Regions from separate parts of the Homo sapiens genome. Here region 2 is linked to region 1. A link is an interaction called in ENCODE POLR2A ChIA-PET data of the cell type or tissue named here. Cell type or tissue: IMR-90. All regions are shown on one strand. Links, peaks and the distances in the headings refer to the core of each region. The heading gives the core; the rest is flanking DNA.

Evidence for each region. Peaks named below come from ENCODE experiments on the same cell type or tissue, not always from the same donor. Only the 100,000 strongest peaks of a DNase experiment are listed, where the experiment ranks them.
Region 2: POLR2A ChIA-PET joins it to region 1 with 15 read pairs; 2 of 35 experiments call an interaction of 5 or more read pairs at or near these places.

Annotation. Positions count from the first base shown.
Region 1 is chr22:43,965,776-43,973,775 of GRCh38, forward strand. SAMM50 (SAMM50 sorting and assembly machinery component) reads left to right here. Exons shown (of 15, transcript NM_015380.5): 4 at 2,956-3,043; 5 at 6,461-6,567; 6 at 7,096-7,226; 7 at 7,461-7,548. Among named protein-coding and RNA genes, the nearest start is that of SAMM50, 14 kb to the left of the region's middle. In IMR-90, for the core only: no CTCF peak of the experiment used is centred there; no DNase peak of the experiment used is centred there.
Region 2 is chr22:43,894,945-43,911,071 of GRCh38, forward strand. No RefSeq gene overlaps it. Among named protein-coding and RNA genes, the nearest start is that of PNPLA5, 11 kb to the left of the region's middle. RefSeq lists enhancers at 2,496-3,695, 10,219-10,719. In IMR-90, for the core only: a CTCF peak has its summit at 9,708 (motif pointing left); a DNase peak (open chromatin) is centred at 7,507; H3K27ac peaks cover 1,861 bases.

The DNA.
Region 1 (8,000 bases), core at 1-8,000:
GTACATACCAGTCTGTTGGCTGTGTGGTACCTCGTTGTACACACTTTCTAACTTTTTTAAATTTTTTTTTCTGAGATAGGGTCTTGCTCTGGTGCAAGTCCTGCTCAGGCTGGAGTCCAGTGGCGTGAACACAGCTCACTGCAGCCTAAACCTCTTGGGTTCAAGCAATCCTCCCACCTCAGCCTCCTGAGTAGCCAGGACTGCAGGCACACATCACCATGCCTAGCTAATTTTTAAAGTTTTTCTGTAGAGACGGGGTTTTGCCATGTTGTCCAGGCTGATCTGGAACTCCTGGCACAAGGGGTCCTCCCAACTTGGCCTTCCAAAGTGCTGGGATTACAGCATGAGCCACCTCACCTGGCCCTCTACATTTTATTATAAACAGTTCTCCATTGATGGGCATTTAAATTAATTTTCACTCTTACAAACAATGCTGTACTAAACATCTTAGTGTGTCTTTGTGTACATTGACTGTGTTTTAGGATAAATTCCTGGAAGTGGGATTCCTGGGTCAAAGTGTGCGCACTCTGCAGTGTTCACTGATGCAGCCGTATTGCTCTGCAAAGAGATTGCACAAGTCCACTGTCTTTTTTTTTTTTGAGACGGAGTTTCGCTCTTGTTGCCCAGGCTGGAGTGCAATGGCGCGATCTTGGCTCACTGCAACCTCCGCCTCCTGGGTTCAAGTGATTCTCCTGCTTCAGCCTCCTGAGTAGCTGGGATTACAGGTGCACACCACCACACCCAGCTAATTTTTTGTATTGTTAGTAGAGATGGGGTTTCACCATGGCCAGGCTCGATTTGAACTCCTGACCTCAGGTAATCCACCTGCCTCGGCCTGCCAGAGTGCTGGGATTACAGGTGTGAGCCACTGCACCCGGCCCACAAGTCCACTCTCTTACAGCAGTCCATGAGACGGTCTCTTTCCCAAAATTGGGTTTTATCACAATTTTTAAATTCTTGCCATCTTGTTAGAAGAAAAATGCCATCTCATTGTTTTAAATTGTATTTATTTAATTATGAATGAGATCCAGCATTTTTTTTTTTCTGTTTAGTGTTCATTCATATCTCTCTTGTGAATTAACTTGGTGTCTTCTGTCTTCCATTGGGTCATTTGGCTTTTGTTGATTTGCAATAGCTCTTTGCATATTGAAGAAATGATCGCTTTGTAGCCTCAGCTGAATGCACCTGTCCTGCTTTGTTATTTGCCTTTGAATGTGTCTGTCCCTCTTCTTGCGCTTGCCTCTTCCCTGGGCTTTGGTGACCATTTTCCTGGGTTGCTTTTTCTGTCTCATCACAGTCATTCTCAGGCTCTGTTGTCAGCTCCTTTTCCCTGTGAGCATCCTTAAGTGTTGCTTTTCCACAAGGATCAGTCTCCTGGGTCATCTCATCCACATCCCAGGTTTCAGTTACAGCCTGAATGCGGAGGGCTCCCCATGCTGTCTTTCTAGCCAGCTCCTCTGTGTTGAGCTGTAGCCCTGACTATGCAACTGCCGACTCATCGTTTCCTCATGGCATTGCCACAGCCGTCTCCAGCTCCATGGGGCTGAGACCTGAAGTCATCCCTTTTCCATCTGTCTGCTCTGCCTGTCTTCCCATCTCTATTCCTGACTTCTCTAATGGTGTTCAGCGCTAGCCCAGTGCTAAGCGCCGAGCTGCAGTTTCAGTAGCTTCTTTCTTAGCCTCTTTCTTCTTCTCATGCACTCTACCTAGGCAGTGGCAGTGTCCTCTGACCCCTGCCTGTGAAATGTCTCCAGGGTCTGTCCTCCCCTCCAATACCATGGCCTGCACTGGGCCTGCCTTCACCCTAGCCCCTGAGGCTGTTGCCAGAGCACCCCCTGCATCCTTCACCTGCAGGCTTCTCCCATCTGGGCAGAATACCGCATTCGTCTGTGTGATCCGTTCTTTCTCACAAGGAAATGTGATCCTTTCTGTCTCCTGCTGACAGTTCTACAGTGACTCCCTTTCACCTGCAGGGTGGAATCTCAACTTTCCTTATCACACGAGGGCCTTTCCTTCTCTGTGTCCTCAGCACTTGCTGCCTTACCTTCCTTCTACCTGTCCTTCCAATAAGAATGGACTCCGTGCATCAGAAGGAACTGCTGTTGACAACAAAGAAAGGACACAAAGTTGAACATTTCTAACAGTGGTTAGAGATGGTTAGAAAGGCCGGGCGTGGTGGCTCATGCCTGTAGTCCCAGCACTTTGGGAGGCTGAGGCAGGTGGATCACCTGAGGTCAGGAGTTCGAGACCAGCCTGGCCAACATGGTGAAATCCTATGTCTGCTAAACATACAAAAAAAAAATTCGCTTGGCGTGGTGGTCTGTGCCTGCAATCCCAGCTACTCAGAAGGCCGAGGCAGGAGAATGGCTTGAACCTGGGAGGCAGAGGTTGCAGTGAGCTGAGATTGCACCGTTGCACTCCAGCCTGGGCAGCAGAGCGAAACTCTGTCTCAAAAAAAAAAAAAAAAAAAAAGAAAAAAGAAAAAAAGAAAAAAAAAGAAAGTAAAGAAATGAATAGAAAATTGAAACACCACAAGAAGATGTGCATTTCTTCCTCAAAGGGAGAGCTGAAAAAAAAAATGAAAAGGTGTGCAGACACACGTGTCTTTCTTTTGCCAGACATAACCACTGTTCACGATTGTGATCTCTTCCAGCACAACGTTCTAGACTGTGTGTTAGGTTTGTGTATCTGCGTTAGTCTTGTTGTTTATACGAAGGGGATTATATGTTGCACACTCTTGATGCCAAGGCTTGGTTTTGCACTTGTGAATGGGCATTTTTGTTGCCCCTGTGGTGCTTTTCCCTTCTGTCATGTGGCTGGTCTTGGTAGTGCTCTCTGCTCAGTGATCTGACTTAGCACCGAATGGTAAACTACCAGCCTCGCCGTGTGGCTGCCATTTGCTGTTTCTGTATCGTAGAAGAATATATTCCTTGTTTTTCTTCCCCCATTTTATAGGTAATGCGGAAATCTCATGAAGCCCGTGAAAAATTGCTCCGTCTTGGAATTTTTAGACAAGTGGATGTTTTGATTGACACATGTCAAGGTACATATTGTGGTGTAGTATCTTTATAATTCCCTTTCTGTCCATCAGAGAAAAGCTGTTTTTATGGCCAGATGCAGATCTGGGCAGCAGAGCACTGCTCCCTGCTGTGTAGAACCTGAAAGTTGATCAAACAGGTAGTCCTTGAGTTAGCAGTCTCAGGGAAGGGATTGGATTTTTTGTTTGTTTTTGGAGAGGGGTCTTGCTGTATTGCCCAGGCTGGTCTGGAACTCCTGTGCTCAAGCGATCTACCTGCCTCAGCCTCCTGAGTAGCTGGGCTTACAGTTGCGGGCCTGGATTTTTGTATGAGGCCGGGGAGGAGTGGTGAACTTTGAAGATACTGTTGTGTGAAGCCCTGGACTCCACGGGGGCCTGAGAGTGACTCTGAAGGAGGGGGCCAGGCTTCGTTCACATAGCCCAGCCCAGCACTGTGCAGACCCCCATCTCAGTGTATGCTTTAAAAAGAGGAGGGAATCCAATTTCCATTTTAGTTTTTGCCCATTTTCTTGTTGCTGTGTGATACTGGGCACGTCTCTGAACATTTATTCTTTGGCTAGTGAGCACCTGCTTCGAGGCCAGCCCTGTGCAGGCCCCAGAGGGAGACACAGGGCGTGGTCTCCTCCTGATGGGCTTCGGTCATAGCAGCACACAGGGCGTGGTCTCCTCCTGAAGGGGCTTCGGTCAGTGGGGCTGGGTTGGGGGCAGACCAGTAAGTGATGGCAGCACAGTCGCTATGTTGTGCTGTAAGAGGCTGAGGGAGGAGACAGTTCACCTGGCCAGGGCATGAGAAGGGGATCAGAGAGGGTGTCCCTGAAGGGGCGATGTCTGAGCTGAGACCTAGAAGATGCATCTGAGCGAGTATGGGGAGAAGGGCTGGTAGTGAGGTGGGGTGAAGAATGTTCTGGGGACAGAGATAGCACTTATCAGGCCCACGCCAGGGGAGAGTGGCTCGCTGGGTGGACCGCAAGTGTAGGAAGAGCTGGAGTGCAGGTTGGGGGAATGGAGTGCTGGAAGACAAGGAAGAAAAGCCGTCAGGAGCCCAGACCGTGGTGGGCCTAACATGGCGCGGTAGAGTTCCCACTTTAGTCAGAATTCAGCAGACACCATTGAAAAATAAAATTTGGAATGAATCTGTGAATGAGTAACTCTTCAGAATTGAATGGGGGGTAATTTTGAGAAGGCCTAGATAAGACAATATAGGAAAATGCTTGCAAAAAATAAGGTGCTAGATAAACTAAGGACATTTTCATTATTTGGAGTATAGTTTCAGCCAACACTAACAGACCTAAAAGAACAGTGGCTTAGACAAGAGAGAAGTCTCCATCTCTCCACACAGCTGGGAGACTGCCAAGGGCTGGTGTGGTGCTGCGTTCCCTGAGGTCACCTTGGGCTGGCGTGGTTTCCTGTGGTTCCCTGGGGTCACCTTGGGCTAGTGTGGTGCCTTGTTCTCTGAAGTCACCTTGGGCTAGTGTGGTTTCCTGAGGTCACCTTGGGCTGGTGTGGTGCTTCGTTCCCTGAAGTCACCCTGGGCTGGTGTAGTTTCCCCCCGTGGTGTCTTGTTGCTTTGTCATCCCTAGGGTCCCTGAGTCCCTCTGATGGCTGAGCACCGTGTCCTCATTCCAGTATTGGAGGAGCACAGGAGATTGAGAGGGCTTACCCCTCCCTTTAAGCACCTGTCCTAGGTGTTGTACACGGCACTGCTCTCATCCCATTGGCCAGGACTTAATCACTTGGCCACACCTAGGTGCAGGGGAGGCTGGGAAGTCACTGGACTTGAGTTAATAATTGGTGTATGGGTTTATCAGTTGTGACAAATGTACCACACATGCGAGGTGTTAGTAAGTGTGTGTCGGGGTAAGGAGAGGTTCATGGAAACTCTTTGTACTTTTGTAGTTTGTACAAAAACTTTGTACTTTCTGCTTTATCTTTTTTTTTTACCCGCAACCCACTGTTGCTGGCTTCAATTCTTTATCTTTCTGTGCGCCTAAAGCTGCTCTAAGAAATAAAGTCCACTAAATAAAAAATAAAGTAAAATAAAAAATAAAAAAAGAAAAAGAAAGAAAAGATGGTGCCAGGCGGGGTGGCTCACGCCTGTAATCCCAGCACTTTGGGAAGCCAGGGCGGCTGGATCATGAGGTCAGGAGTTCGAGACCAGCCTGGTCAACATGGTGAAACCCCGTCTCTACTAAAAATACAAAAAATATTGGCAGAGTGTGGCGGCGGGTGCCTGTCATCCCAGCTACTCGGAAGGCTGAGGCAGGAGAATTGCTTGAACCCGGGAGGTGGAGGTTGTGGTGAGCTGAGATCATCCGACTGCACTCCAGCCTGGGTGACAGAATGAGGCTCCATCTCAGAAAAAAAGAAAAGACAGTACTGAGGCTCCACCCTAGAACTGTTGGACCTGAGTTCCTAGAGCGGTGCCTGAGCATCAGCATATTTTGACAGTTGCCCAGATGCGTCTAGATGTCCAGCCAGGGCTGAGCACCCCTGTGTACAAGGCAGGAGTCGCCTTTCCTTCCTGTGAGAGGCCACTCATTCCTACAGAGCCCAGCCCGCTCTGCACAAGGCACCCCAGGGCCATGGTGGGTCACGAGGTGGCTGCTTCCAGCTCAGACCCAAATCATACCTGGTGCGGGGGAGGACAGACATGCCTCTTACACACAGTAACACAGTAAACAATCTCACACTTATCTTCGAGGGTTACTGACACCCCTATTGTCATGTGAGTTCCCCATTTTCATGTCGGTTGAATTGAGAACCCAAATATTTTCAAGGACCTCTCTAATAGGAGAACAGATTCCTTTAGCAAATATTGTTTGCTTAAGTTTGCTTAAGTGAATAATGCTGCTTATAGTTATCTCCTTGTAGCAAAGGTAGATTGTTTTTGTTTTTTGGTTTTTGGTTTTTTTTTTAGAGACAGGGTCTTGCTCTGTCGTCCGGGCTGGAATGCAGTGGCACAGTCATAGCTCACTGCAGCCTCCAACTGCTGGGCTCAAGTGATCTTCTCACCTCAGCCTCCCGAATAGTTGAGACTATAGGTGCTCGCCACCACATCTGGCTAATTTTTAAAATTTTTGTAGCTATGTTGCTGGGGCTGGTCTTGAACTCTTGGCCTGAAAGTGATCCTCCCACCTTGTCCTCCCAAAGCACTGTGATTACAGGCCTGAGTCACTGTGCTCAGCCCTGTTTATTGATATATTCTACCAGAGAAACTAGAAACATTATTTTTTGGTGTAGAGGTGTGCAATATTTTGATTTTGTGTGGGAGTGTTCTTAAACGTTTCTCATGATTATATTATTTTCTAAAGGAGATTGTAAAATAGAATGAACCTTCAGATTGCTTTTTGTCTTTTTTAGCAATGGGAACCCAAAGTAAAATAACATCCTGGCTGTCTTATTGTTTAATATTTTTTTATTTAGGTGATGACGCACTTCCAAATGGGTTAGACGTTACCTTTGAAGTAACTGAATTGAGGAGATTAACGGGCAGTTATAACACCATGGTTGGAAACAATGAAGGCAGTATGGTATGCTACAGGCTTTTTACTTTCTTATATTGGAACTTAGAGTTGGGAACTTTTACACTATGACTGCATTCTAAAAGCTGATGATAGTTTCAAAATTCGGTCATTTCATTTACCTTAATCTGTTGTTATTTGTGGTTTCTCTTTAATCACCGTAGAATTGGTGATAATATGTTTTGGGTTGTTTGATAACAATGTTAACGTTAGTAATTAGGAATGATTTGGAGAATGTTCATATTAATAGTCTCTTGTTCAAATTCCTTTAAACTCTAAATCTGTAACATTCTTGAGCCTCACGGGTGGCAAGGTTAGCTTGTCCCTTGCATTAATCAGGTTTGAATGCAGGATGTGAGCACTCAGCAGCGGCATGTTTTAAAGAATGAAAGTGATTACAAATGAAAGACTAGATCTGTAGTTAGCATCTTCCTTCTGTTTTTATGAAAGTCCCTTAGCTAGCATAGTCTTTATCCAATCCAAAGTTCTCATTCCTTCAATGTAGACCACTGCTATTTTTTTTTTTTCCCCTCCTAGGTACTTGGCCTCAAGCTTCCTAATCTTCTTGGTCGTGCAGAAAAGGTGACCTTTCAGTTTTCCTATGGAACAAAAGAAACTTCGTATGGCCTGTCCTTCTTCAAACCACGGCCCGGAAACTTCGAAAGAAAGTAGGAAGCCCAACAGATCATTGAGTACACTGGCCTGATAGAAAAGTTAAAATAGGTGGCTTATTTGTGAAAAGAACCATGACAGAATCAGCTGCCACTTCTGCAGTGACCACATGCTGTAGATTTCCTCTTGAAGATGAGCCCTACGGGCGTAGTGTTAAGTCTGTTGATTTAAATGTGTGCAAGTTCTAATCACTGTTTCAGCTTTTAAAGCTCTATCCCATTGTCTCCTAGTTTCTCTGTAAACTTATATAAAGTTACTGGACAGTTCCCTTGGAGCTCACTGCGGGAGACGGACAGAGGAATGTCAGCTGAGTACAGTGTGAGTAGCATTTCAGTCCTTCCCTCTGGGCTTGGGGGAAAACAGGGTGGCTTTTTCACTGATTCCCAAAGGCAGCAAGAGGGCAGCGTGGAAAGCACAGGCCCTCTGCCCTCCGCACCAGGTACCTCCTGGCCAGGTGCCTCTTCTCTAGCCGAGTACAGGCTACAGGGACCCGAGAGTGGCTGATGCCCATGTTAGCAGCTCCTTAACCTGGTCCTGACTACCCGAGGCACCATTGGTTGTCCCTCCCCATATGTGTGGAGACTGACAGTTTCTCATAGTCAGCAGAGTTGGTCAGATCACTGGAAGGTTTCTTTTTTGTTGTTGTTGAGACAGAGGTTTGCTCTTGTCGCCCAGGCTGGAGTACAATGGCACGATCTCGGCTCACTGCAACCTCCGCCTCCCCGGTTCAAGTGATTCTCCTGCCTCAGCCTCCGTCACCGTGCCCAGCT
Region 2 (16,127 bases), core at 3,748-11,747, 67 kb before region 1:
TTCTCCCCGCCCTTTGGGAGGCCGAGGCGGGCGGATCACCTGAGGTCGGGAGTTCAAGACCAGCCAGCCAACATGGCGAAACCCCGTCTCTACTAAAAATACAAAAATTGGCCAGGTGTGGTGGTGTGCGCCTGTAATCCCAGCTACTCGGGAGGCTGAGGCAGGCAAATCACTTGAGCCAGGAAGCAGAGTTTGCAGTGAGCTGAGATCTCACCACTGCACTCTAGCCTGGGTGACAGAGTGAGACTCTGTCCCCCCAACAAAAAAAAAAAGAAAAAGAAAAATTCAACGAATCCCTCACAAACTCTTATGAAAAATAGAGGAAGAAGGAACATTTCCCAACATATCCTATGAGGCCAGTATTACCCAGATACCAAACCAGACAAAGACATTAGAAAAAAATAAGGTTAAAAACCAATATTTCTTATGACTATAGGGAAAATTCTCAAGAATAGGAGTTCCAGACGAGCCTGGACGATAAAGCGAGACCCCATCTCTACAAAAATAAAAATTAGCCAGGCTCACAGCTGTGGTCCCAGCTACTTGAAAGGCTGAGGCGGGAGGGTTGCCTGGTCCCAGGAGTTGGAGGCTGCAGTGAGCCGTGGTTGCAGTACTGCACTCCCACCTGGGCAACAAAGCGAGACCCCATCTTGGAAAAATAAAAAGCCCCTCCCCACCAGCCACATGATTCTAGCTTGTCCCCTCCAAGCCCCCTCCCCTGCCTCCTGGACTCCACCTTTTCTTTTCCATGAGTCCCTCTGCCCCGGCATTTTCTCCCCAGGTAGAGCACCTGCCTCAGTCCCCCCGTTACTCCACTCAGTAGAACAGTGGTCCGAGCACGTCATGTTTGGGGCCTGGCCACATTCACCGATTGCTTACAGGCCTCTGGGTGTCACACACCTCAGTTTCCCCTCTGCAAGTGGAGATGTGGCAGGACGGCCCTCATAGGGTTACCTTTGGGGTTGCAAAGGATGACTGATGTCTGTAAAACACTGAGCAGGGTCCCTGGTACGTGCTAGTTATCACTTACTCTTTTTAAATTCCTGTCACAATGTGGAGCCTGCCTAAAGTCTGGGGAATTTTAGGTAAGTGGATTCAATCCCAGCCCCAGAAAAGCTCCCTCCTCCAATCTGGGAAACAGGTGCTAATAACTGGTTTGACTAGTGTGCAAAATCAGCCAGGGGCCTCAGCACTTGCTGCTCTGCCCCAGCGGACAATGGGCACCCACGCGTTTGCACTGCAACCCTGAGAGTGAGGGGAGGGTGTGGAGGATTGAAATGGCTCCTGTTGGGGGAGGGACATGGGGCAGCACTGGCTTCTGGCTGGGGCCCAGGGCGCTACCCAACTTCCACTAACCCGGGGTTTTCTGAGGGCAGGTCTGGGAAGGTGGGTGCTTGGTGTTACCAAGTGGGGAAGGGTGACCAGGCATCCATTATTTGGTGATAGGGACTGAGGGCTGATGTGTGCATGGTGACCTCCAGGAGGCACTAGGGGCCACGTGCACCGTGGCTTGTTTCCCGGACAGCAGAGGCACAAGCATGAGGGGCGACAGTCAGGTGGGGAAGGGCCGCTCCTGAGACCAGCCTGGGCAATGGAGTGAGACCCTGCCTCTCACCAGCCACATGGCTCTAGTTCGTCCTCTCCAAGCCTTTCCTCTGCCTCCTGGACTCCTGGACTCCACCTTTTCTTTTTTGAGAGTCCTTCTACGCCGCCCCCCCCCCCCGACCGCCCCCGTTTTCTTCCCAGGTACAGCACCTGCCTGGGAGCTTTTTATTTTGATATCATCTCCCATTTTCAGAAAAGTTGTGAGAAAAGTACAGTGTTCATGGCTACCCTTTGCCAAGATTTCCTGATATTAGCATTTGTATTTATTTATTTATTTAAAAAAAATTTTTTTTTTGAGACCGAGTCTCACTCTGTCACCCAGGCTGGAGTGCAATGGCACATTCTTGGCTCACTGCAACCTCTGCCTCCCGGGTTCAAGAGATTCTCCTGTCTCAGCCTCCAGCATAGCTGGGATTACAGGCTCACGCCACCATGCCCAGCTCATTTTGTTTGTTTGTTTGTTTGTTTTTGCGGGGGACAGAATCTTGTTCTGTTACCTAGGCTGGAGTGCAGTGGCTCCATCTCAGCTCATTGCAACCTCCGTCTTCCGGGTTCAAATGATTCTCCTGCCTCAGCCTCCTGAGTAAGTGGGACTACAGGCATGTGCCACCATGCACGGTTTTTGTATTTTTAGTAGAAACGGGGTTTCACCATGTTGGCCAGGCTGGTCTCGAACTCCTGACCTCAGATGATCAGCCTGCCTCGGCCTCCCAAAGTGCTGGGATTAAAGGTGTGAGCCACTGCGCCTGGCCCTGATATTAACATTTTTAAATAGGTTTGTTTAATACCAAAAAAAAATTTTTTTTAAGTGGGTTCCAGCAGAGATGGGCAAGGCAGGAGCTGTGGAGTGGTTGGTACTGCAGGGGCCGGGTGGTAAGAGCAGTGCTGGGGGTGGGCACAGAACAGCCACAGGCGTGGGTGAGCACCAAAGGCCCTGGATGCTGGAGCTGGGCACTGCTGTCAACTTCGTAAGATAAGAACAAGGAGTGAAATGTGGGGTCAGGTGTCCCCAGATCAGCCACCAGCTAACAGGAGGGGAAACTGAAGTGCAGAGGGAAACTGCTTAGTCAAGGTAACGTGGAGACTCCCAGTTCCTCCTCCTCCTCTCACTGCCTCCATCCCCAGGATTGGGAAGACCTCATCTCCCCTGTGCCCTGTCCGCCTTTTTCCCTGATGCCCTAGGGCATAGGGCCAGGCAGCTGGGCCAGCCCTGGAGCAAGCTACGGACTAGACGAGGGATCAGACATTGTAGAGAGGCAGCAAAGTCCCAGGGCCTGACACAGCTCACCTTGACGGGTTGGTATTGATCCCGCCCTGCACCCTCGCAGGAGCTGACGCCACAGAAGCTTGCACAGCACTTGCTCTGAGTCATGGCTCCCACTCCACTCACTCCAGGACCTGGTCTGAGTCACGGCTCCCACCCCACTCACTCCAGGACCTGGTCTGAGTCACGGCTCCCACCCCACTCACTCCAGGACCTGGGCGCCCAAACCCCTTTCCCCACATTCAAGTCCAAATGTCTCCTGACCCCTTTGAATTTCTGCCAGTCTCCTCCTCTGACCAGTCCAGGACTGCAGGCAGCCGGTTCCAGGATGCTGCCAAGTCTGACAACCGTTCTTCCAGCCCATGGTGCCCTAGATACCAGGGCACTAGCTAGCCAGGCCACAAAGCCAGGAGCAGCCACGGCCTTAGGTCAGAGGCCCTCCTTGTGATCGGGATGGAGGGCAGCTTCCCACGGCCCTGGGCAGCTGTTGACAGCCCAGTGATGGGTGTGGAGCTGGGAGCTGGCCTTTTGGGGAACTGAGGACTTACCTGGCCTGGGAGAGCTGCTCAGGGCTGTTCTGGTTTCTGGGAATACAGCTGAGACCCAGACTGACCACGAGTCTCACGGGGTGTCCATCCTGTGAAACCGACCAAAATGAAATGAAAGGAAGAGAATGAAATAAAAGTCAGCAAGAGATGGGTCAGCTAGTGAGAAAGGCTGTAGCAGAGGCGTCATGGAGAGGGAGCTACTCCATATTTCGTGGTCAGGAAGGCTTCTTGGAGATGATGGGTTTGAAGCTGACACCTAAATGACAAATAGGATATCTGGGGCTAGGGCCTCTGCCAGGCAGCAGAAGCAGCATAAGCAAAGATGTTAGAGCAGATTGGCTGTTCAAGGAAGCAGGACCCTGTGTGGGGAGTGATAAGGAGGAGGGGGCCAGGCTGGAGAGATGATGGCTGATGCAGATTGAGTGTGTAATGTCCCAGGCACCCCTGGAAGCATTTTACCCGGGTTAATTTCTTCAATCCTTTCAGCAAACCACTGCCGTCAGCCCTGATTTACAGATTGGGAAATAGAGGCACAGTGAAATGTGAGATGAAGTAACTTTCTTTTTTTGTAGGGCAGGGGATGGAGTCTTGCTCTGTCACCAGGCTAGAGTGCAGTGGTGTGATCTCGGCTCACTGCAACCTCCACCTCCTGGGTTCAAACGATTCTCCTGCCTCAGCCTCCCACATAGCTGGGACTACAGGCACCTGCCACCATGCCTGGCTAATTTTTTTTTTTTTTGTATTTTTATTAGGGACGGGGTTTCACTATGTTGGCCAGGATGGTCTCGATTTCCTGACCTCATGATCTGCCCGCCTTGGCCTCCCAAAGTGCTGGGATTACAGGCATGAGCCACTGCGCCCAGTGGAGGTGAAGTAACTTTCTAATCATTAGCTGATTACCTCATGACAACTCAGGAGGTGAGGTGCTTGGATTATCTGCATTTCGCACTGAGGCCCAGGGAGATGAAGCAACTTGCCCAGGTTAACCCAGCTGGGAACTGGCAGGCAGAGTGGCTCCAGTCTGTGCCCCAGGCTGCCACCTGTCTTTTCAGGAGGCCCTGTTGTGCCAGAAAGCATTGCACAAGGGCTCTGGGTGGGCTGTCTCCTTCCCCTGGCCCCGGAAGCCCTCTCCTTGCCTGTCTTGGGTGGCTGTGTTGCCAGGCAGTCAGCATGGGCTTTGCAAACTGACAGACGTGTTTCTAATCTCAGCTCTGCCACTGACCAGGTCAGAGACCTTGAACAAGTCACTTGACCCTGCTGTGCCTGTGCCTACTGTATCCCCTCCAAAGCTCAGGTTGAAATTTAATTGCCATTGTGACAGTATTAAGACATGGGACCTTTAAGAGGTAATCAGGGCCGGGTGTGGTGGCTCACACCTGTAATCCTAGCACTTTGGGAGGCCAAGCTGGGTGAATCGCCTGAGGTCAGGAGTCTGAGGCCAGTCTGGCTGACATGGCAAAACCCCATCCCTACTAAAAATACAACAGAATTAGCTGCGCGTGGCAGCAGGTGCCTGTAATCCCAGCTGCTTAGGAGGCTGAGGCAGGAGAATTGCTTGAACCTGGAAGGTGGAGGTTGCAGTGAGCTGAGATCACGCCATTGCACTCCAGCCATTATCCTGTGGGTCCGGCCTGTCTTGCTCTCCCTTCCTCTCCCTGTGCCATGTTATGATGCAGCCAGACATCCCTCACTTGATGTGGCTCCTCAGTCTTGAACTTCCCAGCCTCCAGAACCGTGAGCTAAATAAGTCCCTTTTCTTTATAAATGATTCAGTCTCAGGTTTTCTGTGATAGCAGCAGAAGACCGACTAAGACAGCACTTCAGTCTTCCCATCTGTGAAATGGAGGTGTTCAGGGCCACCTCTCCCTGAGCAATTGTGAGGATGAGATGAGGGATGTGCCAAAGGTGCTGGGCACAGCAGTGGCCGTCACGTCCCAGGACATGGGGATGGTGACTGTCTCCCACAGCAGGTTGCTCTACCTCCAGCTGCCAATCATGACAATAACCAAGCCACCAGCTCCTGGTGCCTTCTGAGGACTCAGCTCCAGAGAGCACTTAACCCTCGACACCCCTGCTGAGTGGCAGGCATATCACCCCCGCTTAACAGGGAGCTGAGACTCAGAAAATTTGCGTAAATAACCCAGGGCCCAGCAGCCAGGAAATGTCAGTGCCAGGATCAGAACGGGGGGGTCAGAAACCCTCCAGTCACACTTGCCCTGTGGTTCCAGAATCGTGCTTTCCTTTCTGTGCGCACCCCACACTCCCCTGCACAGGGAACTGGAAGCCACTAGGCCCCTCACAGAACCTGAGCTCAGATAGGAGCACCCCATGAAGCCTGGGCTCCATCCTCCTGGAGGGGGAAAATAAAGCTTCCTGGCTTGGAAGACAAGGAGGAGGGGATGGGGACTGAGCCCCCAGCAGAGCCCTCTCAGGGCCGAGAGCCAGCCAGCAACACAGTCAGGGAGAAAGTTGCCCAGGAGCTTTGTCTCCAGCACTCTCTGGGTACCCATCATGGGTAGGGGTGGGCCTGGGGGGCTCCAGGTAACCAGCCAAGGGCTGTATGGACAGACCACCCCTGGAACCCGGGCTGCCAAGAGACACGGCACCCAGTGGGGGAGGTGCCAAGCCTGGCATTGGCCAGGGTGCTGGACAAGCCATAGCGTGGCTTGGTGGCCCAGTGAGCAGGCAGAGGAGGCCACAGGAGAGACAAAGGCAGCTAAGGAGTGGGAGCAGGAACCAGGGCCTTGTCACCCTGCCATCACCTTGTCACCAAACCCACGAGTACCTGTCACCCTGCCAGGGCAGACACCTGAGAGGGGCTTTTTTTTTTTTTTTTTTTTTTTTTTTTGAGACAGAGTCTTGCTCTGTTGCCCAGGCTGGAGTGCAGTAGCACGGTTTCAGCTCGTTGCAAACTCCACCTCCCAGGGTCAAGTGATTCTCCTGCCTCAGCCTTCCAAGTAGCAGTGATTACAGACACCTGCCACCATGCCTGGCTGATTTTTGTATTTTTGGTACAGATGGGATTTCACCATGTTTGCCAGGCTGGTCTCGACCTCCTGATCTCCTGTGATCCGCCTGCCTCAGCCTCCCAAAGTGCTGAGATTACAGGTGTGAGCCACTGCGCCTGGCTGAGAGAGGCTCTTGATGCCTTCTCACTCACCCTTGGCTGGTGGCCACCTCCCGCCAATGCTCCTTCCTCAATCCTGACCCGGTCTTTGCTCCATGGTCCAGCCACCCTCCCTCTCAACATGAGTGCCTGCTGGTGCTGTAGCCTTCCAACTGGACCACCCTCTCTCTCCCCCATTTCCCCACTGGATTATTTGTGGACCAGCCCACCAAGGACAGCCTTCAGCTTCTGTGTTCTTCCAAGTGCTTGGCAGAGGTTGGAGCCCCTTTGTGTTTCCTGCAACCCCGGTTCTCACTTGTGCTCTTAAGAAAAAACTCATCTGAGAGTATCCACTTGTTCTCACACAAGGACCACTGCGCTCAGGTCACACAAATGCAGCGTGGATCCCAGCCTGGCTTCTGATTCCCCATGACCTTCAGGAGCCGACCCTTGCTCCCTGGTCCTGGGCATCTGTGGAGCCCCAGCTCCGAGCCAAGCCACCGGGGTCTCTTGCCCCACTTTCCTCTCTGGGTGACAGGCACCCTACCCCACCTCAGGACTATTTCTAGAGGCTAGAAATTCCCCTAGCAGGCTCAAGTTCCTGCTGCTCTTTATTTGGGAGCAGCTGCTTGTTTCTTGCTCTGTGGGATAACCTGAAATCTGACATCTGCCCCTGCCCATTGGCTCAGCCTAAATGCTCATTTCCGGGTGCTGCCTTTTCTGCCAGAAAGAGGGCCAGCCATTTCCACTCTGCCTGCGCCTCAGAAAGCCTGGGCAGCAGTCCAGGGCTCCCCAGTGGATTGCACCCAGCTTGCTGCCGGTGCGGCAGGGGTCCTGGTCTCAAGGGGAAGATGCATCCTTAAGGCTGGTCTGGTCTCTAGCTGCCCTGTGTCCCTCTTCATGGTTTCTCTAAGAGGCATCTGTTTTGCTCATCACAAATGACTCCAGGTCACTTTAAATGCATGTGAGGCTTTTCAGGCTGAGCCCAGTGGCTCATGCCTATGATCCCAGCACTTTGGGATGCTGTGGCAGGAGAATCTCTTGAGGCCAAAAGTTTGAGGTTAAATAAGTAAATAAATGTAAGACTTTTATAAAAAGATTACTTATGTGTTTCTACATACTGATCCACATTTTGAAAACAAATTCCAGTCGTTTTGGTATGCCTAAAATTGTTCCAATTTTGTTTTGTTTTGTTTTGTTTTGTTTTTGAGACAGGGTCTGGCTCTGTTGCCCAGGCTGGAGCGCAGTGGTGTGGTTATGGCTCACTGCAGCCTCGACCTTGTGGGTTCAAGTGATCCTCCCACTTCAGCCTCCCGAATAGCTGGGACTACAGGTGCGCATCACCACACCCAGATCGTTTTTTAAATTTTTTTGTGGAGAAAAGGGTCTCCCTATTTTGTCCAGGCTGGCCTCAAACCCCTAGGCTCAAGCAGTCCTGCCACCTCAGCCTCCCAAATGCTGGGATTACAGGCATGACAGCCACTGTGCCCGGCCTAAAATTGTTCCAGTTATAAAGATTGGATTTCAAGGGGGTGGGGTTGCATTAGAATCACCTTCCCCAAACCACGTGTTCCCTATGCTGCCCCCGACCCAACACACACAGATTCTCAAATACCTCCTCCTCCCCACAGCCGTGGCCCAGTCGCCTGTCAGAGCTGACGATCCTTACTGAGGACTGCGGTTGCAGCCCCCGGGGGCCAGCCTGCCCTGCAGACACACCGGGGTGGAAGAGGGTTGAGAGCAGGCCCTGAAGCAGCTTTTTTTTTTTTTTTGAGACGGAATCTTGCTCTGTCACCCAGACTGGAGTGCAGGGGTGTGGTCTCGGCTCACTGCCAGCTCCGCCTCCTGGGTTCACACCATTCTCCTGCCTCATCCTCCTGAGTAGCACCCAGCTAATTTTTGGTATTTTTAGTAGAAATGGGGTTTCACCATGTTAGCCAGGATGGTCTCAATCTCCTGACCTCGAATGATCCACACACCTCGCCTCCCAAAGTGCTGGGACGCCTGGCCCTGAAGCAGCTTTTATGGAGAGGCACAGTGAAAGGAAAGATTGGCTGAGAGATCATGGTGGCCAGCCGGGGGCAGAGGCAGTGGGGAGAGACAGGGCTGATTTGCGAGGGACGTGGTGGGGACTGGAAGGGCTGGGGTGGGAGCTGGGTGTGGATACCAGGTCAGGAGGAGTTGTTTTCGCAGGCCGGACTCCTTCTGTTCATTAAAAGTATTTCTAGGCCAGACACAGTGGCTCATGTCTCTAATCTCAGCACTTTGGGAAGCCAAGGCAGGCCGATCACCTGAGGCCAGCAGTTTGAGACCAGCCTGGTCAACATGGTGAAAACCCGTCTCTACTAAAAATACAAAAAATTAGCCGAGTGTGGTGGTGCACCCCTGTAATCCCAGCTACTGGAGAGGCTGAAGCAGGGGAATTGCTTGAACCCAGGAGACAGAGGCTGTAGTGTGTAGGGACCAGCCCCACAGGGTCGGTGGGTCTCTCCCTGTGTGCGGTGACGAGAGAGTGTAGAAATAAAGACAAGACAAAAAGATAAGAGAAAAGACAGCTGGGCCAGGGGTACCACTACCACCAATGCGTGGAGACCGGTAGTGGCCCCGAATGTCGGGCTGCGCTGTTATTTATTGGATACAAGGCAGAAGGGGCAGGGTAAAGAATGTGAGTCACCTCCAATGATAGGTAAGGTCACGTGGGTCACGTGTCGACTGGACAGGAGTCCCTTCCCTGCCTGGCAGCCGAGGCAGAGAAGGAGAGGAGACAGAGAGAAAGACAGCTTACACCATTATTTCTGCATACCAGGGACTATTAGTATTTTCACTAATTTACTACTGCTATCTAGAAGGCAGAGCCAGGTGTACGGGATGGAACATGAAGGCAGACTAGGAGCGTGACCACTGAAGCACAGCATCACAGGGAGACGGTTAGGCCTCTGGATAACTGCAGGCGAGCCTGACTAATGCCAGGCCCTCCACAAGAGGTGGAGGAGCAGAGTCTTCTCTAAACTCCCCCGGGTAAAGGGAGACCCGCTTTCCCGGTCTGCTAAGTAGCGGGTGTTGTTCCTTGACACCTTTTGCTACCGCTGGACCACGGTCCGCCTGGTAACAGGCATCTTCCCAGACGCTGGCATCACCGCTAGACCAAGGAGCCCTCTGGTGGCCCTGTCCGGGCATAACAGAAGGCTCGCACTCTTGTCTTCTGGTCACACCTCACTATGTCCCCTCAGCTCCTATCTCTGTATGGCCTGGTTTTTCCTAGGCTATGATTATAGAGAGAGGATTATTATAACATTGGAATAAAAAGTAATTGCTACAAACTAATGATTAATGATATTCATATATAATCATATCTAAGATCTATATCTGGTATAACTATTCTTGTTTTATATTTTATTATACTGGAACAGTTCGTGTCCTCTGTCTCTTGCCTTGGCGCCTGGGTGGCTTGCCACCCACAGTAGTGAGCCGAGATCACACCATTGCACTACAGAGTGAGACTCCATCTCAAAAAAAAAAAAAAAGTATTTCTGGTCTCTTCCCATCCAGCCCTGAGGGAAGCCGTGGGGCAGAGAGTTGCTTCTGGCTCATGCCGGCCGCCTCCTACCAGTGCGTCCTGTCTCGGCACTGGCCACCTGGTCAGAGGTGAGCGGCTCTGCCCAGGGGCTTGTCAGTCACCAGGGGAGGGGACTGTGGCATTGAGGACAATGGGTTGTGCTGCTAAGCCAGAGAGGCTGGCAGAGGGCACAAGGCTGGCAGGGGCACAAGGCTGGCAGAGGGCACAAGCCTGGCAGGGCCAGACACCAGGGGGTCTGAGGCCAGGGCCAGGAGGGATGCTTCCCTCCCGCACTCATCCATCAGCCTCCTTGGCCTGCCCCAGGGGGTGTGTGCAGGTGCATGCAACGTCACCTCCTCCGAGAAGCCCGCCCTGACTCCCTTTCCTCCCTCCCACCTGAGGTGGCCATTCCCTTAGTGAGGAGATAATCTGACAACCTGGGTTCAAACGCTGGTTCCACCTCTTAGCTAGCTGTGGGTCCTGGGTACGATGCTCTGGGCCTGAGTTTCCTCATCCATAGAAGAGGGGTAATAGTACCACGGATCTCACGGAGTTACTATGATGAGCATGACACAAAATCCAGGTGCACCTCCTGCCCTCAGTGCCTACGACGTAGCGTGCTGTCACAGTACACGCCGTTATAATTCGTTATTAAAGCCACAATTGTCCTGTGCTACTCTGCTAGAGCTCTTCCTATTTTTGATTATAAATTTATGTGTTTTGGCCACCAACCCAGAAACTTCCAGAAAGCAGGGACCATGAATCCCTCTGGAAAACAGTGTTAATTATAATCTTAGCAGTCACAGTGATTGTAACGCTAGCAGTTACTGTTTCTTGAACATCTACCCCATGCCAGGCGCTGTCCAGCATGTTCTGTGGAGACATTAATGGAATCGTCACAGCGACCCTTCCAGGGAGGAGGTCTCATCCCCACTTCTCAGCCCTGCCCGAGGTCACAGAGCTGTCTGTGGTGTTAAGCTTGCTTCATCTGACCCTGTGGCCAATCCCCACATCCGCCACACCATCTGTCTTCCACGAGGCTGCAGAGACTCAGTAAGTGTTGGATGGAATAATTGTTTATTTTTTGGTGGGGGCTGGGGGTGGGAGCCCAGTGTTTTAGATAATGAGAAAACAGATAAATTCCTGATAAACATGCTCCCAACAGGTCTACAGCGATGTGCTATAATATGTGTCCTTTAAGCTGTAAGAACTAACAGCAGAGCCCAGATGTGCAAGGCCCCCTCAATCTAAGCCCTTAATTATCATTTATTTATTTATTTTATGTTTGAGAAAGGGTCTTCCTCTGTTGTGCAGGCTGGAGTGGAGAGGTGCAGTCATGGCTCACAGCAGCCTCAAACTTCCAGGTTTCTAGCGATCCTCCCACCTTAGCTTCCTAACTAGCTTGGACTACAAGTGCGTGCCTCCATGTCCTGTTAATTAAAAAATAAATTTTTTTAAGAGATGGGGGTCTCACTGTGTTGCCCAGGCTGGTCTCAAGCTCCTGGGCTCAAGTGATTCTCTCTGGCCTTGGCCTCCCAAAGTGCTGGGATTACAAGCAAGAGCCACCACACCTGGTCCTCAGTTTTGTTTTGTTTTGTTTTGTTTCATTAAAAAAAAAAAAAATTCGGCCGGGCACAGTGGCTCATGCCTATAATCCCAGCACTTTGGGAGGCCAAGGCGGGCGGATCATGAGGTCAGGAGATGGAGACCATCCTGGCTAACACAGTGAAACCCCATCTCTACTAAAAATACAAAAAAATTAGCTGGGCATGGTGGCGGGCACCTGTACTGCCAGCTACTCGGGAGGCCGAGGCAGGAGAATGGCATGAACCCAGGAGGTGGAGCTTGCAGTGAGCCGAGATGGCACCACTGCACTCCAGCCTGAGTGACAAAGCGAGACTCCATCTCAAAAAAAAGAAAAAAAGAAATTCACCTCTGTAGCAGCCAGAAGCCTTTACTTTTTAGCACAGAGCAAATGGAAAGTGTGCCTGGGACAGCACGAGGCTTGGAGGTTCTGCAGAGCTACCCCAGGCACCTGTTTCATTTGGTCCTCTGTGTGTGGCTCAGCTGTGACGTTGGAGCTCTGGCCTTCTTATTCCCACTTTATAGGTGGGGAAACTGAAGCAGCAAGGGCGTGGCTCGGCCAAGGCCACACAGTGGGTCTGGGCCAGATCGGAGGCCTCTAATTAGGAGGTCTGGGCCCTAATTGGTGTCCCCTCCCTTTGCCTAGAGTAGTGATTGGGCCCTGCCCCAATGGGTGCCAACCTGTTCGGGTGCCAGGGTGCCTGTTGGTTCAGAGGGTTGGGGATGGAGTTGTTTCATGTCCTGCTGACCCCTCCCCTCTTTCTTCCTACAGGTTGTGCTTCAGGCCCCCCTCTTCCCAAATGGCATCTGAGTCCTGCGGTGGGCTGTGGGCTCTCTCTATACTCATACCAAGCAGCTGTGGCTCCTCCATGGGATGTGGTCAGGCCCTGGGGCACCTGAGAACCCTGCCCCATGTCCAACCTCCTGTGGGGGCTGGCCCAGGGCTCCACAGCAAAACCCAGGCTGCCTCTGAGCCCTGCCAGAAGGTGGGCATCAGAGACGCTTCTGCAGAATGTGGAGAAGATGCAGGGATGGGGAGTCCCCAGGTCCCCGTGAACTGACTTCTCTCGGCTCCACACGACGCAGAGTCTCCGCTCCATGTCAGCCTCAAGGCTGAGACTGGTAAAGTATGATTTCTACCTCCTGCAGTCACAAACCCCTGTAAGAGTTTGAAGAAAGCCTCCGCGGGAAGGAGCATATTTGTCCCGACTCACAATGTTGGGACCACAGCGCCAGGGGAACCTGCGGGGCCAGTCTCCAAAGTCAGCCCAGAACCCCAGTCTGCAGTGAGTGGCTGGGACCTCGCCCCGGTAGACACACTTCTGGGTGTGTTTAAAGAACGCTGGGTGAAATTGACTCCTGTTTTTTCAGACAATCCTCTCTCCAACAGAAGATTATGGCAGTGGATGCCCTTCTGAAGAGGGAAGTGTCCAGAATGGTTGAATGGAGGGTGTCCCCATTTCCGCAGCGACTGTCCCTGCGTGAGTTCTTGAGTTGAACATGTGTCAACTGGATGTCACAAGGGTTCACTTGTCAGGGGGTTGGGGTGTCAGCAATGGGGTGTCGTTTGCCTTTAAAAAAATTTCAGGCCAGGTGGGGTGGCCCACGCCTGTAATCCCTGAACTTTGGGAGGCCAAGACGGTTGGATCCCCTGAGGTCAGGAGTCCGAGATCAGCCTGGCCAACATGGTGAAACCCCGCCTCTACTAAAGATACAAAAAAATTAGCCGGGTGTAGTGGTGGGTGCCTGTAATCCCAGCTACTCAGGAGGCCGAAGCAGGAGAATCCCTTGAACCTGGAAGGCAGAGGTTGCAATGAGCTGAGATCTCGCCATTGCACTCCAGCCTGGGCAACAGAGCAAGACTCCATCTTAAAAACAAACAAACAAACAAAAACCCCACAAATTTCAGATACCTAAGAAGCCACAGAATGTTCAGATATCGACATCATTTTCCTATCTTAGATGGGCTCAGCTCTGCCCTCTGCCCAGGGGTGAACACCAAAGAGCTAGGACTGTGTCTTCAGCATAGTCTCCTTTTACAGTTGCAGAAACTGAACCAGCCAGATTAACTGTGATTAGCCAGTCAGTGTGGTGTGGACTTGGCATTCCACCTGGAGCCTTTCTGGAGACCTACTTGGTGAGGGAGAATGACGAGGGCTGGGGGAGGGGCCCAGAGAAGGGGCCGGGGTGGGGGCCATGGCTCAACCTGGAAAGCAGGGAGAGAGGATGAGGACCTGGCTGCCACTTGGCCACAGCTCTGGGCAGGGTTAAAAACACTCCCCGACTCCCTCCACCATGCTCAGGATAGAAATGAGCAGACTTTTCTGCATCCCGATGCCCAGCCTACCTGGGCCAGGTCTTTGGGGCTCCATCCTCTCCTTAATGGCAGGGGGGTGGTGGGGAGAAGCACCACTCCATACGCATCTCAGGACCCAGCAGCTCTGCCAGGACAAGACCTTCGGAGGGTGCCTTATGAGGAGACATGGGCTGCATCCCACCAGGGGTGGGTACCACAGCTTCCAGCTGGAACCAGCCCTCAACAGGCCCATGCTTGGATGTGTGGGCAGGTTCTGTGCCGAGGAATAAAATTTCAGCTGCTAGCAACCCCAGGTCTGCACTGGACTGCCAGGGGAGGCGGAGAGGGTCTTGTGGCCTAGGCATTACTTTGTAAATACCACGGAGGACAGCAGGTGTTGGGTGCAGCCCGGGAGGCTGAGCAGTGATCTTATACATCACCATCCCCACATTGCTCCAAACCTGCATCCTCCGCCTAAGGTGACAGGGACCCTCAGTCACACACCTGCCTCTCCACTAAGCCCCGGACATCAGAAACATAGTAAGGTGTCCCCTCCTTGGGGAAAAGATGGAGATGCACCAGTTGACTCCTCTTGTCACTTCGGTCCCTTGATGTGTTTGCACCTCTCAGAAGGACAAATCCCACACCGTTGCTGCCAGCTGACCATTGCAGTGCTCACAGGCTTCCCGTGGGAAGCCTTGTCTCAAAACACTGCCAGCTTGAGCTTGGCTGGTGCTTCCAAGGGGCCCCTTGACAGAGGGATGTGTGGGCTGGGCGCAGTGGCTCACACATGTAATCCCAGCACTTTGGGAGGCCAAGGTGGTAGGATTGCTTGAGCCCAGGAGTTCAAGACCAGCCTGGGCAAGATGGTGAGGCTTCGTCTCTATTGGAAATAAAGAAATAGAGGAAGAGGGAAGGAAGGAAGGAAGGCAGGAAGAAAGGAAGGAAGGAAGGAAGGAAAGAAGGAAGGAAGGAAAGAAGGAAGGAAGAAGGGAGGGAGAAGGGAGGGACAGAGGGAAGGAAGAAGGGAGGGAGAGGGAGGGAAGGAAAGGAGGGAGGGAGGAAGGGAAAGGGAGAAAGAGAGAGGGAGGGAGGAAGGAAGGAAGGAAGGGAAAGAGAAGGGAAGGGAAAGGAAGGGAAGGGAGAGGGTTGAGTGGTTGCCTTCAGTGGGTGGTCAGTAGTGCCCCAGGCCCCTACCCTCAGCAGGTGCTCCTGCTCCTTCAAGGGAAGACCAGTCCTAGACCAGGGACTCCCTCCCTTTGACTTCTAGAAAACCTGCAAATGAGCCATTGTCCCACCCCCTTCCTGGCAAGACTGAGGGGCACCATGCCCCTGCCCCCGTGCCCGCTGCCAATCCTCTACCCCTGCTGAGCCCCCTCCAGCCCTGACTCTCCCACCAGTATCATTAGCAACCCCCTGCCCTCTGCTTCTGCAGCCCTTCTGCCAGGAAGCTGCTTCACCACCAGGAGGCTGGGATCTCTCCTGTACGCATCCTCCTTGCCCCTCTCCTCTGCTTCCAGACTGCCTCCTTCCCTCCTCCTGCAACCCACCACCTGCTTTGACTCACATGCCTACTGCACCATCCACACCTGTCCCTGTGGTTGACAACACCCTTTGATGACCTCATCCCCTGGCTCCTTGCCTTTCTTTCTGCCCCTTTCGTGTCCCCATTCATGGAGACCTCAGCATCCACATCCTAGCCTCTCAGGCCTTGAGTTCTCAGATGACCTTGCCCTCCAACCCACCCACTCCCACCCACCTTCGTGTCATACCTTCACTTGGTCACCACCGGTAACTCCTCTGCCCCCAGGATCTCATTACAATCCTCCCTCCCAGGACCCCCAGCTCTTCCTCTGCAGGAAAATCTTTCTCCTCTCCATTTAGGTTCTATAATCAAGGGCCTGCAAATTAACTGACAATAGACAGATGAGCAGGAGAAAAGACAAGGCTTATCTACATATGCACAAAGGAGTTACTCAATAGTGAACACCCACAGGTTAAGGTTTATATACCAGCTTAACAAAGCATGGCAGGGCTGGGAGAAGTTTGGAACTTCAGTGAGGAAGTATGGAAGGTTCCATGTTCTGGTAAGATTTCAAATGTTTTCACTTTAAAATCGTCTTTATACCCAAACTGTGAGCCCTTCACCAGAGATGCTCCAGCCCCTC